2 separate regions of the Homo sapiens genome follow, and region 2 is linked to region 1. A link is a loop called in an ENCODE intact Hi-C map of the cell type or tissue named here. Cell type or tissue: heart right ventricle. All regions are shown on one strand. Each heading gives the region's core, and the rest is flanking DNA. Links, peaks and the distances in the headings are about the cores only. Region 1 overlaps ITGA9 (integrin subunit alpha 9). Region 2 overlaps ITGA9 (integrin subunit alpha 9).

The links. A loop is a pair of places that touch in the nucleus more often than their neighbours do. Peaks named below come from ENCODE experiments on the same cell type or tissue, not always from the same donor. Only the 100,000 strongest peaks of a DNase experiment are listed, where the experiment ranks them.
Region 2: a loop joins it to region 1, with 5 times the contacts of the local background. A loop is called at or near these places in 6 of 110 quality-filtered maps.

Annotation. Positions count from the first base shown.
Region 1 is chr3:37,710,875-37,716,250 of GRCh38, forward strand. The region is part of intron 18 of ITGA9 (integrin subunit alpha 9); the gene reads left to right. Among named protein-coding and RNA genes, the nearest start is that of ITGA9-AS1, 150 kb to the right of the region's middle. In heart right ventricle, for the core only: no CTCF peak of the experiment used is centred there; no DNase peak of the experiment used is centred there; H3K27ac peaks cover 2,493 bases.
Region 2 is chr3:37,759,920-37,765,295 of GRCh38, forward strand. All of the region lies in intron 23 of ITGA9 (integrin subunit alpha 9), which reads left to right. The region is part of intron 3 of ITGA9-AS1 (ITGA9 antisense RNA 1); the gene reads right to left. Among named protein-coding and RNA genes, the nearest start is that of ITGA9-AS1, 99 kb to the right of the region's middle. RefSeq lists an enhancer at 4,589-5,376. In heart right ventricle, for the core only: a CTCF peak has its summit at 3,087; no DNase peak of the experiment used is centred there; H3K27ac peaks cover 3,229 bases.

The DNA of each region.
Region 1 (5,376 bases), core at 193-5,192:
CTCTGCTTCCTCATCTGGATAGCAGCCCTAACACCCACTGTATTAGTTATCTGTTGCTGTGTCACAAATCACATGTCAAAACCTAGTAGCTTAAAACAACATTGATTAGCCCTCATAGTGGGTTGGGGATTCCAGAGTGGTTCTGGCTCGAGGTCTCTTATGAGACTGCAGTCAGGATGTTGGCTGGGGATGCAGTTGTCTGAAGGCTCCACTGGAGGATCTGCTTCCCTTGTGGCCCCTCGCTTGGCTGGCTGTTGGCCACAGGCCACAGAGCACTCAGGACCAAGGACTGGAGTGGTGGAACCCTCGTCCTTCATTAACACAAGCAGGGCAGGAGGATGAGGGTTTGTACCTGCTGTTGGCAGGGGGGCCTCAGTTCTTCAGTTCTTCTCCATATGGGTCCCTCCAACAGGTAGCTCAAGTGTTCCACCATGTAGTGACTGACTTTCCCCAATGAAACCATCCAGGAGAGCAAGAACTGGGCAGAAGCTCGCCTTTCCATGACCTCTCAGAAGTCACATAGCATCACTTCTGCCACATTCTGTTTTTCAAAATCGAGCCACTAAGTCTGGCCTACATTCAAGGGGAGGAGAATCATAGCTCACTGTAACCTTGAACTCTTGGGCTCAAGTAATCCTTCCACCTCAGCCTCTGGAGTAGCTGGGACTATAGTCACGTGCCACCACGTCCTGCTCATTTTTTAATTTTTCGTAGAGATGGTGTCTTGCTGTGTTGCCCAGGCTGGCCTCAAACTCCTGGCCTCAAGTGACCCTCCCACCTGAGCCTCTCACAGTGCTAGGATTATAGGTGTGAGCCAGTGCACCTTGCCTAGGCTTCACCTTTCAAAGGGAGGAGTGTCAAATAATTTGTGAACATATTTTAAAACCACTGTACTTAGGGTCAATGTTCTACACTTATAAGTTAAGTACCATGTGTAAAGTGCCTGCAGCAGTACCTGGCACCCATTAAAAACAGAATCTTGGCCCTCCAGAGTCCAGCAGCTGCACTTCTGAATGCTGGTGGGCACGGACGGGGTTTGATGTCCAGTAAGCCTGAGCAGCCCTGCAAATACAGATGAGCCCAAGTCACCTGTACAGTTGGGGCCTGAGGAAGTTAGGTCAGTTCTGAGGCTCCCCCAGATGTGGGACACTCCTCACGGACAAGTTCAGTGTTGTATTTACTTTTCTGGATTTATTTTCACAAATATTCAGCTTAGAATGTGCCAGGGAGGGGAGGAACATACCTCCTATGCGGCAGGAGCTGTATTGGGCACAGCCACGAGTGTCATCCCAGGGAACTCATGTGAGCCCTGTGGAGCAGGCTCTGAGCCTCCCCCAGATGTGGGACACTCCTCAAGGGTTTCCAGGTGACCACAGAGGGTCCCACCTCAGTGTGGACATTTCCATGTGTCCTCCTGAAACCCTCTGGTGAGCATCCCCACCCACCCTTTGGTGTCTGGAGCCATGGTGGCTGGTTGTCCTTCCCACTTAGGGAACCAGGCCTCAGAACTACAGCTCAGAGGCCTACTCTGTGGGCTGTCCTTTTTTCTAGGGCCTTGATTAAATTTGCTTCTCTGAACACTGTGAGGTATCTGTACTTGTTTTAACTCTTCTAGTGACAGCAATAGAAAACCTAAATTGGTGTAGGTAAAAGAGAATGTAGGGTTTTGCAAACTGAAAGTACCTGGGGTTGGCTTCGACCACAGCTTCTGGTTGGACCTCTGGAAGTTGTCATAGTGTCTCTTTCTCTCTCTCCATCTGTCAGCTTCTCTTCCTCCTTTTGGCTTCGTTCTCAAACAGGCTCTCTGTCCCTTCAGGGTGGCAAAATGGTTGCCAGGCTACAGTAAATAAATAATCTCATTTCCTAAAAGTTCTTGCAAAAATGTCATAGAGTCTGATTGGTCCAATTGAGTTAAGCCTGGGTCGCATGCCCACCTCCTAACGGGTTGGGAGTGAGGTGGAGTGGGGAGGGGATGGCTCCCCAGAGGGAAGGGTAGATGGATGTGGGTGGCAAGAAACATGTCTGCCATGGTATTGTTATCCTCATTTACCAATGAAGTGTTGGCACTCAGAGCAGGCAAGTAGCTTGGCCAGAGTCTCACAGATAATAGCAGGTGCAGACCGTCATCCTCCTGCCCCACTAGTGTTGATGAAGGACGAGGGTCTCACCTTTCCAGTCCTTGGTCCTGAGTGCTCTGTGGCCATCTTCCACTTAAAGCTCTAGGACAGACCAGCAGCTCTGGAAGTGACTGGATTAAAACCCCACCAACTGAAGACAGTGGCGTGGGATGATGGCTCGCTGATGGGAGACAGAATTTCTGTCTCTCCTGTCAGAAGCCCTTTGAAGAACTCAGCTGTCTGGACAACAAAAGTGGGAGCTTTTGTTGTCTAGAAGTTCATGTGACCTTTCCTTTCACCTTTTAGTGCTGCCTAAGTGTAAGATTTAAGCACAGCATTCTTTTCCCATGTGTCATTTTTCAGCAGTTAAAAATCCATCAGCTGAGGCCACACAAAGTTGGCACTCCCTCCTCCACCAACCCTCAGCTAAAAGGTTCAGTGGAAGGGACTGATGCTGTCTCCAGATGCAGACTGGGGCCATGGATTGAGCCACAGAGGGAGGAGGGAGGAGGGTCTCAAATTAAAAAGACAAGAAACAAACAATCTCCCCAAATAAGCAGAAAGTCTGAGCGTGGAACTGAGCTGGTTGGAGCTGGGGAGGGGGTGCGGGAGGTACTTTCAGCACTCCCTCGTGAGATCATGGAACAGGGCAGGAAATCTGAACCTGCTGCCAAAGAAAACTCGCTTTGCCTTTTGTAAAAAGCCTGTCGAGCTTTCTTCACAAGGGAGCTGCTGGTGGGGACTCACAAATGGGCATGCTGCCTGCCAGCAAGGGTCTCCTGGCCAGCCCTAAAGGCCCGGGCTGCTCTGCTTACAGCCACACGGCTGTTTCTGAGCTGAGGATGACCCTCCAGGTGGCTGAGATTCCCTCCAATCTTTTTATTTCTGGTTGGGAAACCCTACACAGACCAGTGTCTGTCTCACGGTTTAAAAGGCTGCATGCAAAACATTTCCTCCCCTGGTAGAAATGCTGCATTGAGCCACAGCCCTCCCTCTGCAGCCTGTGCAGTGTCAAGGGGACAGTGGCTGCATGATGATGTGCCTAGCAGGGTGTCCCCCATCAGGACAGTCACAGGGGTGGAACAAATGCAGGAGCCATGGAGCCAAACTGAACTGGGTTGGAATCCCAGTTTCAGCCACTTAATAGTTACATGGATATTGCCAAGTAGCCTGAGTTCTCAGAGGCTTGATATCCTCATCTGTAAGGTGGGAAGTATAAGACCTACCTCACGGTGTCAGTGTTAAATAAGACAGGGCAAAATGATGAAGGTACTCTGTAAATGTATGTCCATTCCTTCCTCCTCCTCTGGGTTCCTTTTCAGCACTTCCTCACCACAGCACCATTCTTAAGTTTTCTAGCCTCATTTATTTTAGAAGGGGAACTGGAGGCAGCTTGGAGGGAGGTAACATCTGGATGTCGCAGTGACAGCTGGTGGCTGGTGAGGAGTCCACAGGTCAGGGGCAACGGGCCCTGCAGACTTCTCAGCATCCCCTGCTCAGAAGGGGCTCTCAGAGTCCATGGGCTCAGCAGGCTGATTCTTCCCCTCTCCTATGAGACCATCCTCCATGTGGGTCCCATCCAGGAAGCTGCTTCCCTCCCAAGGGAAGGAAGCCACCAGTGTTTCTAGAATCTACATCAGTGCCACTCAAAGCGTGGTCTCCTGACCACTAGCATCCACACCAGCTGGGGCCTGGTCAGAAAAACAACCGTGGGCTCCTCCCCAGACCTATTGAGTCAAACTCTGGGGGTAGTCCCAGCAGTCTGTGTTTTAGCAAGCCTCCATGACTCGAATGTGTGCCACAGTTGGAGAGCCACTGTGCTACGGGCAGGTTATCCCAGAGCAAAGGAAGGAAAACCTCCTCTGCACAATGCACTCTGAAGGCCCCACTGAATACGGGCATCTGTGAGGCAGCATGGGACCTGATCACTCTACCATATATAGCTGTTGTGTGACCTTGGAAAGTTCCCTCACCCTCTCTGGGTCTCTGTGTCCTCATCTGCAAAATGGAACAATCATAATACTGGATTGAGGATGAGAAGCATCAATCTGTTCATCCTAGCAAAATGTTTAGCAAAATGCCACGTGTTCAGAGCTCAGGACAGGTTAGCTCCATCCTGTTAATGTTGAGGCAGCCCACCCAGGTTAAGGGTCTCATTCTGAGAGTGGCTTTGGACAGCTTGAGAATCTACAACTGTAGGTGACAGAGCAAAGAAAACTCTTGAAAAGTTTCTCTTAGAGCCTAATAGCAATAACCATTACCATGGTGGCAGCCACCAGAGTAACTCATTATATCATTCCAGCAACGCTGTGGGTTAGGAGTTACTATCTGTATTTTTACAGGGAGGTACTTAAGGCACCACTTGATAAGTGGTAGAGCCAAGTCAGTTTGAAAAAAACATAATCATTGTGCAATGACAATTTGAGACATTTTCAGGGTCCCAGTTCCATCCCCTAGGAATCTGTAAAGAGGAGAGTGGCTTCAACCTGCTGTTCAGGGCCTCTGCCCTCATTCCCTGGAGGCTGGTTTGGACAGTGTGAGAGGCATCCTTCCCAAAGCAGACAAAGAGAAAACACATGGGAATGGTAATTAAATGAGTCCATGTTTAAGGGGCACTTAAGTGGATTAAAATCAATATGTAGTCACATAAGTCTGCTAAGCCATCCTTAATGTTTGGCGGGTGGATTTCTTTGTTTAAAAAATCCTGGTTTGCTTGAAACTGGCTGCCCCATTGAAGCATGAGATAGGACGAGAGATTCCCAGGACCTGGAAGACCACTTGCTCAGAGTCTGAAATGTTTACACTGCCTCTGACTGGCATCTCTATACCAGAAAGGAGAAGAGGGGGACTAGATGTTTTTGTGTGGTAGTCTCTTTCCTGCTATCTTAGGCTGAGTTCCCTAAAACAAAATCCTGAGATGAGACATCATGTAAAAATAATTTGTTAGGAAGTGTTCTCAGGGGAATGGGAAGTAGAGCTTCAAAGGGAAGGAGGCCAAACAAGGATGTGATATCAAGCAAAGTCCCCAGGAGACAGAAAGAAGGTGGGTGACTTTGGCACCGTCTAAAGTATAGGTCACATCTCACTGTCCCAATCAGGGACAAAAGAGCATGGCTGAGGATTCCCCCAAGGGGATGTGAATTCTCAAGCACTTCCATCTCTCCATGTTCATGCAAAGAAGGTGCCAGGAGCCCCGTGGCCATCCTCCCACAAAAGACACACAGGTGGTGGCATCTGGGGGGTCAATGTGCATGGTTGT
Region 2 (5,376 bases), core at 177-5,176, 49 kb after region 1:
ATAAATAAAAGAAAGTTAAACACCTGACTGGGCACGGTGGCTCATGCCTGTAATCCCAGCACTTTGGGAGGCTGAGGCGGGTGTGAGGTTAGGAGTTCAAGACCAGCCTGGCCAACATGGTGAAACCCCATCTCTACCAAAAATACAAAAAATTAGCTGGGAGTGGTGGCAGATGCCTGTAATCCCAGCTACTCAGGAGGCCGAGGCAGGAGAGTCGTCTGTAATCTCAGCTACTCAGGAGGCTGAGGCAGGAGAATTGCTTGAACCCAGGAGGCGGAGGTTGCGGTGAGCCGAGATCACACCACTGCACTTCAGCCTGGGCAAAAGAGTGAGACTCTGTCTCAATTTAATTAAAAAAAAAAAAAGCAAAACACCTGAAATGAACAATTCATTAGAGGGGCTCAATAGCATATTTGAGCTGACACAGAATCAGTGAACTTGAAGCTGGATTACAGTACAGATTTTCCAATCTGAAGAACAGAAGGAAAAAAGAATAAAACACAAGCAAAATGGTTGAAGCCCCAGAGGCCTTTGGTGTGCTTTGTGGGACACCACAAAGTTTATCAAGATATACACAATTGGAGTTGCAGAGAAAGACGATAGAGAAAAGAGGGCAGAAAAAAAAATTTGATGAAATATCGTTCCAAAACAGTGGCAGTGTATAAACTCTTCAATAAATGATATGAAGACAATTGGCTATCCATTTGGGAAGACATTAGAGAAAGCCTGTACCTCACAGAAAAAAACAAACAAACAAAAAACAGGTGAATTAAAGTTAGATGTTAAAAAAAATATTTGCAGAACTGAATATTTTCATAATCTTTAGATGGGAAGCTCTTCTTCCTAAGCAAGCCATAAAATCCTGAAACCATAAAGAAAAAATTAACAAATTTAAACCTATAAAAATGTTAAACTTTTATGTGATCAAAATACATCATAAGGGAAAAGATATTTGGGAGAACATATTTGCAACATGGGTAACAAATAGATAATATATAAATTACTTCTACAAAATAATGCAGAAAAGACCAAAAATTATAAAAATGGTTGAAGTTATATGAACAGGAAATTCACAAAAGAAGAAATTTTAGGGGCTGGGTGTGGTGGCTCATGCCTGTCATCCCAGCACTTTGGGAGGCTGAAGCAGGAGGATCACTTGAGGCCAGGAGTTCAAAAAGAAATTTTAATAGCAAATAAACATATAGAAAGATGCCTAGCCTCACTGGTAATCAGAGCAATGCAAACTTAAAATGAGGTTTTTCTCCTCATTAAACTGGCAAAAATCTAAAAAATTGTTAAGATCCATTGTTGGTTAAGATGAAGAGAAATGAGCACTTTCAAATACTGCTGGTATGAAAGGCAATTTGACAATAACTACCAAAATTTAAAATATGAATATCAACAATTCCACTTTTAGGAACCTGTCTCAAAATTTTCACATAATATATCCAGGAGAAACTTCTAATTTTCTGATAGTAGGTGTATATTATCAGGGTTCTCAGCATAAATGTTGACTTCTATTTTGGTGAAGCAGAATATAACTTTAATAATGCTCCCTTAGGATTCTGAGAGAAAGTTGTTAGATTCAGACCAAAAAGTATGAAATCTTACTAACTTATTACAGATAGGTATAGTGCAGAGATACTGTATCAAGTACTTTACAAGAACAAATTAATCTAATCTTCATAATAATTTCTTAAGGAAATTGAGGCAAGGAAGAGTTAGAGGGAAGGCCAAGGTAAATTGGTAAGTGGCTAAGTTGACGTTCACTCTTAACAGTGGGGTTCACTGTGAAATAGGAGTTCAGCAGGACTTGTTTCTCAAGACGCAGGTCACAGAGACCCCGCTGATAAAGCAGGATGTGGTAAAGAAGCCAGCTGAAGACAGCCAGAATCAAGATGGTGACACTAATGATAATTCACCAGCACCATGACAATTTACAGATGCCATGGCAACTCCTAGAAGTTACTCTGTATGCTCTAAAAACAGAAGGAACCCTGGGTTCTGAGAATTCGCAGCCCCTCTCCTGTAAAACTCATGAATAATCCACTCCTTTTTTAGCATTTAATCAAGAAATAACCATTAAAATAGGCAAGCAGCAGCCCTTGGGGCTGTGTTACCTATGGGGTAACCACCTTTTATTTCTTTACTTTCTTAATAAACTTGCTTTCACTTTACTCTCTGGGCTTCCTCTTGAATTCTTTCCTTTAGGAAGCCAAAACCCACCGGCCCTCCCAGGCCAAACCCCAATTTGGGGGTTCATCCTGCCACAACTGTACAGTGTGGGGTCAAGGGGAACCCTTGGTCTTTTTCACTGAAAAATCAACTCAGAAAAGGCAGATTAATAGGAGAAAAGGCACACAGATTTATTTAACTTGTATACAGGGGAGGCTTCAGAATGAAGACCCAATCCCCTGGTAAGGTACAGAAGCTTATATACCATCTTGAGGTTATAGAAAGAATGCAGGCTCAGAGCATGACCACAACCAGGTTTTAATGGCAAGACATGTCATGGGGGAGAGAAAGAAGGAGGCTTGGCTAGCAAAGGTGGCATTGTTATGTAGATGAAGCCTTCCAGGTCATAACTCCTAGAGAGAATAGATGGTGAATTTCTTTTCAGACTTGTAAAGGTGTCAGACTCAATCTGTCCTAGATCTGGGAAAGGCCTGGAAAGAGAAGGGCTGGCTGCATTCAAGGAGATTCTCTACAGGTGCAAAATTTCCCCACAAGAGACAGTTTTGCAAGGCCACTTCTGTCTGCTGGCCCAGCAGCAGCCATTTCAAACGATGTCAAAGAAATCTATTTTGGGATAAAACATTTTGATTTCCTTTAGCCACTTGCAGGGTCTTGCGCCATCCTTTTGTCTGGGTGCGTAGCTGTCCAGCAGCTCTAGCACTACCTGGAAGTTGAGGCATGGTCATGCAGAACTAAGGCCCCACCCAGGCCTGCTGAGTCAGAGCCTTCACTTCAGCAAGATCCCCAGGGATTCCTTTGTCTGTTCATATTTAAGAAGCCCTGGTCTAAAGCATGAGACTTAAATCTCTGCTCTCCCATTTTCTTATCTGTAAAATGGTGATGACAGTCCTCACCACAAGAGGCTGTTGTGGGGATATTTTTATACACATGTTCATTCTTTCAACAAATACTTTGCGCCCAGCATATGCTAAGCACCTAGTGCAGAGAGGAAAACAGACAAAAAGTAATTTCCAGCCATCATGTAGCTTACATTCTGGTGGGGAAAGAGTAATAAGTAAAGCATATAGTTTATTACATGATGGTAAATGCTCTGGAGAAAAATTTAAAAAGCAAGAGGATAGGGATTGGGAAAGGCTGTAATTTTAAACGGAGTGGTCAGGGACAGTTTCACGGAGACCTTTATTCAGAAGTTGCAGGGACCAAAGCTATCTTACGGGAGTTTGCAATGAGAATTTCTTTGCCCATGGAGTCCTTGCCAAGTCTATGTCTTTTCTGAGAATTCTCTCCCCCTTGATTTCAGCCCTGTTTGATTTCTGACCTTTGAAATGCCAGCCCCCATGCTGCCGTTGTGTGGGGTTCCGACTGGACATCCAGAAGTCTCCGTGTGTGTTCTCATTAGCTTTCACTCTGGGGGAGTTTTCTGCCACAATGTGAATCACTTATTTTGCTGGCAGCAGCAGTTGACAGTGACACTGATTTTTAAAGCCTGCACATTTCACATCAGAAAAGTCCTGGATTTTATGACTTAGCTATGCTTAGAGGATAATTGCAACAAGAAGTCTCCCCTGCAGCCAGCTTATTGGAGCTGAGACTTGTATAAGAGCCAGACCTGGCACTTTAAACAGCCCAGCAAATAACCCAAAACAAAAATGAACAATGCACATTTTTATCTATGCTGCTCTTCCCCATCATGAACACATGCTTCTTTTTTTCCTCGCCTTCACCCTCAATTTTTTTTGTGGAAATTCAATGGTTGACTGTACCAAGCCAGCTCTCTGGGTGAGAGGTTCCTTCTAACAAGGATTAGAAACCCCTCTCATGTAGGAAGAGGTGGATTTGGGGGATTATATGATCCAACCCTCTACCTTTGGACAGAATACAATCGAGATGTCTCCCCAGTACACAGAACTGCTTTTCCAGCAAGTTCTCTTTGTTAAGCCATTCTGGTATCCCTCAAATCCCTTGTTATGACTATCCACAATTCTCCATGCCCCATGACCCTTTCTTAGCTAAAATGAAAAATAATTGCCTAGTTCCCTCATGTAGAGAAGTTGAGCTATTACCTTGACTTCCCCCTTCTCTTCCAAAAAAGATTACAATTCCTTTAATTTTCTTTCCCATCCTAGGGTGTCCTCTTTGCTCTCTCCATATTCTCCAAATAAAAATTCAAAACTGAGCAGCAAATCCTGTGCCTCTTCATCCAACCCCTCCTCATCATGAATCATTATCACTCAGGAAGTAAGGACCTGGTTTACTATCTGAGAACTTTAGTCCTAATAATTTCTCTACACCAACTTCTAGTCCTAATAATTTATCCGTATAATGCTCAGAAACACTCCGAGATTCTCAGTAAAAAAAAAAAAAAAAAAAAAAAAATCAAGGAAATCTTAATGGCCAAAGCCATAGGTCCAAAACCCGGCGTTCCCTCCCACCCAACTTTCCAGGCCATTTTCTCCAATAGCCCCTCATCCCTGACCTTGTCTTCCAGCCTCCCTGGACCATGAATGCTGCTGAAGGCTCTCACTTTGTACTTCCCTGGGCCCCCTGCCCTTGCTAGTGACTTCTCCTCCCCTCTGGCTGTGGAAAGCTACTCATTCTTCAAGACCCAGTTCATATGTCCTCTCTGTCAAGGCTTCCCAGATGCCTTCACAGATGGCCCTGCCTCAGGGCCTTTGCACCTGCCTTTGCTGAGAACACTGTTCCCTCCAATCTTTGCATAGCTGGCTCCTTCTTATTATGCAGATCTGAGCCCAGAGTTCACTTTCTCAATAAGTCTTCCCTGAACACTTTACCTAAAGTTGCAAACCCCCATTACTCTCTATCTCATTTGTATGTTGTTTTCTTCATAGCACTTGTCACTATGTGAAATTACTCTCTTATCATCAGTCTTCTTCCACCAGATTAAAAACACCATGAGAGTAAAGGGCAAGGTCCTTATTTTCTGTGTATTTGCAGCATTTGGTGCCGAGACCATAGTGAGTGGTGAGACAAATGAAAGAAATGGCTGCTTCCACTCTGTTAGTGGCATCCTCAGACACACAGTCACCCCTTGTATCTCCTGGGGATTGGCTCCAGGACATCCCCCCATCTCTACTTGAGATCGCCCAGTAGGAATATTTTGAACAAATTCCTTTAACCCATGGCAGAGGTTGCCTTAATTTCAATGTGAGAATAAGAAGG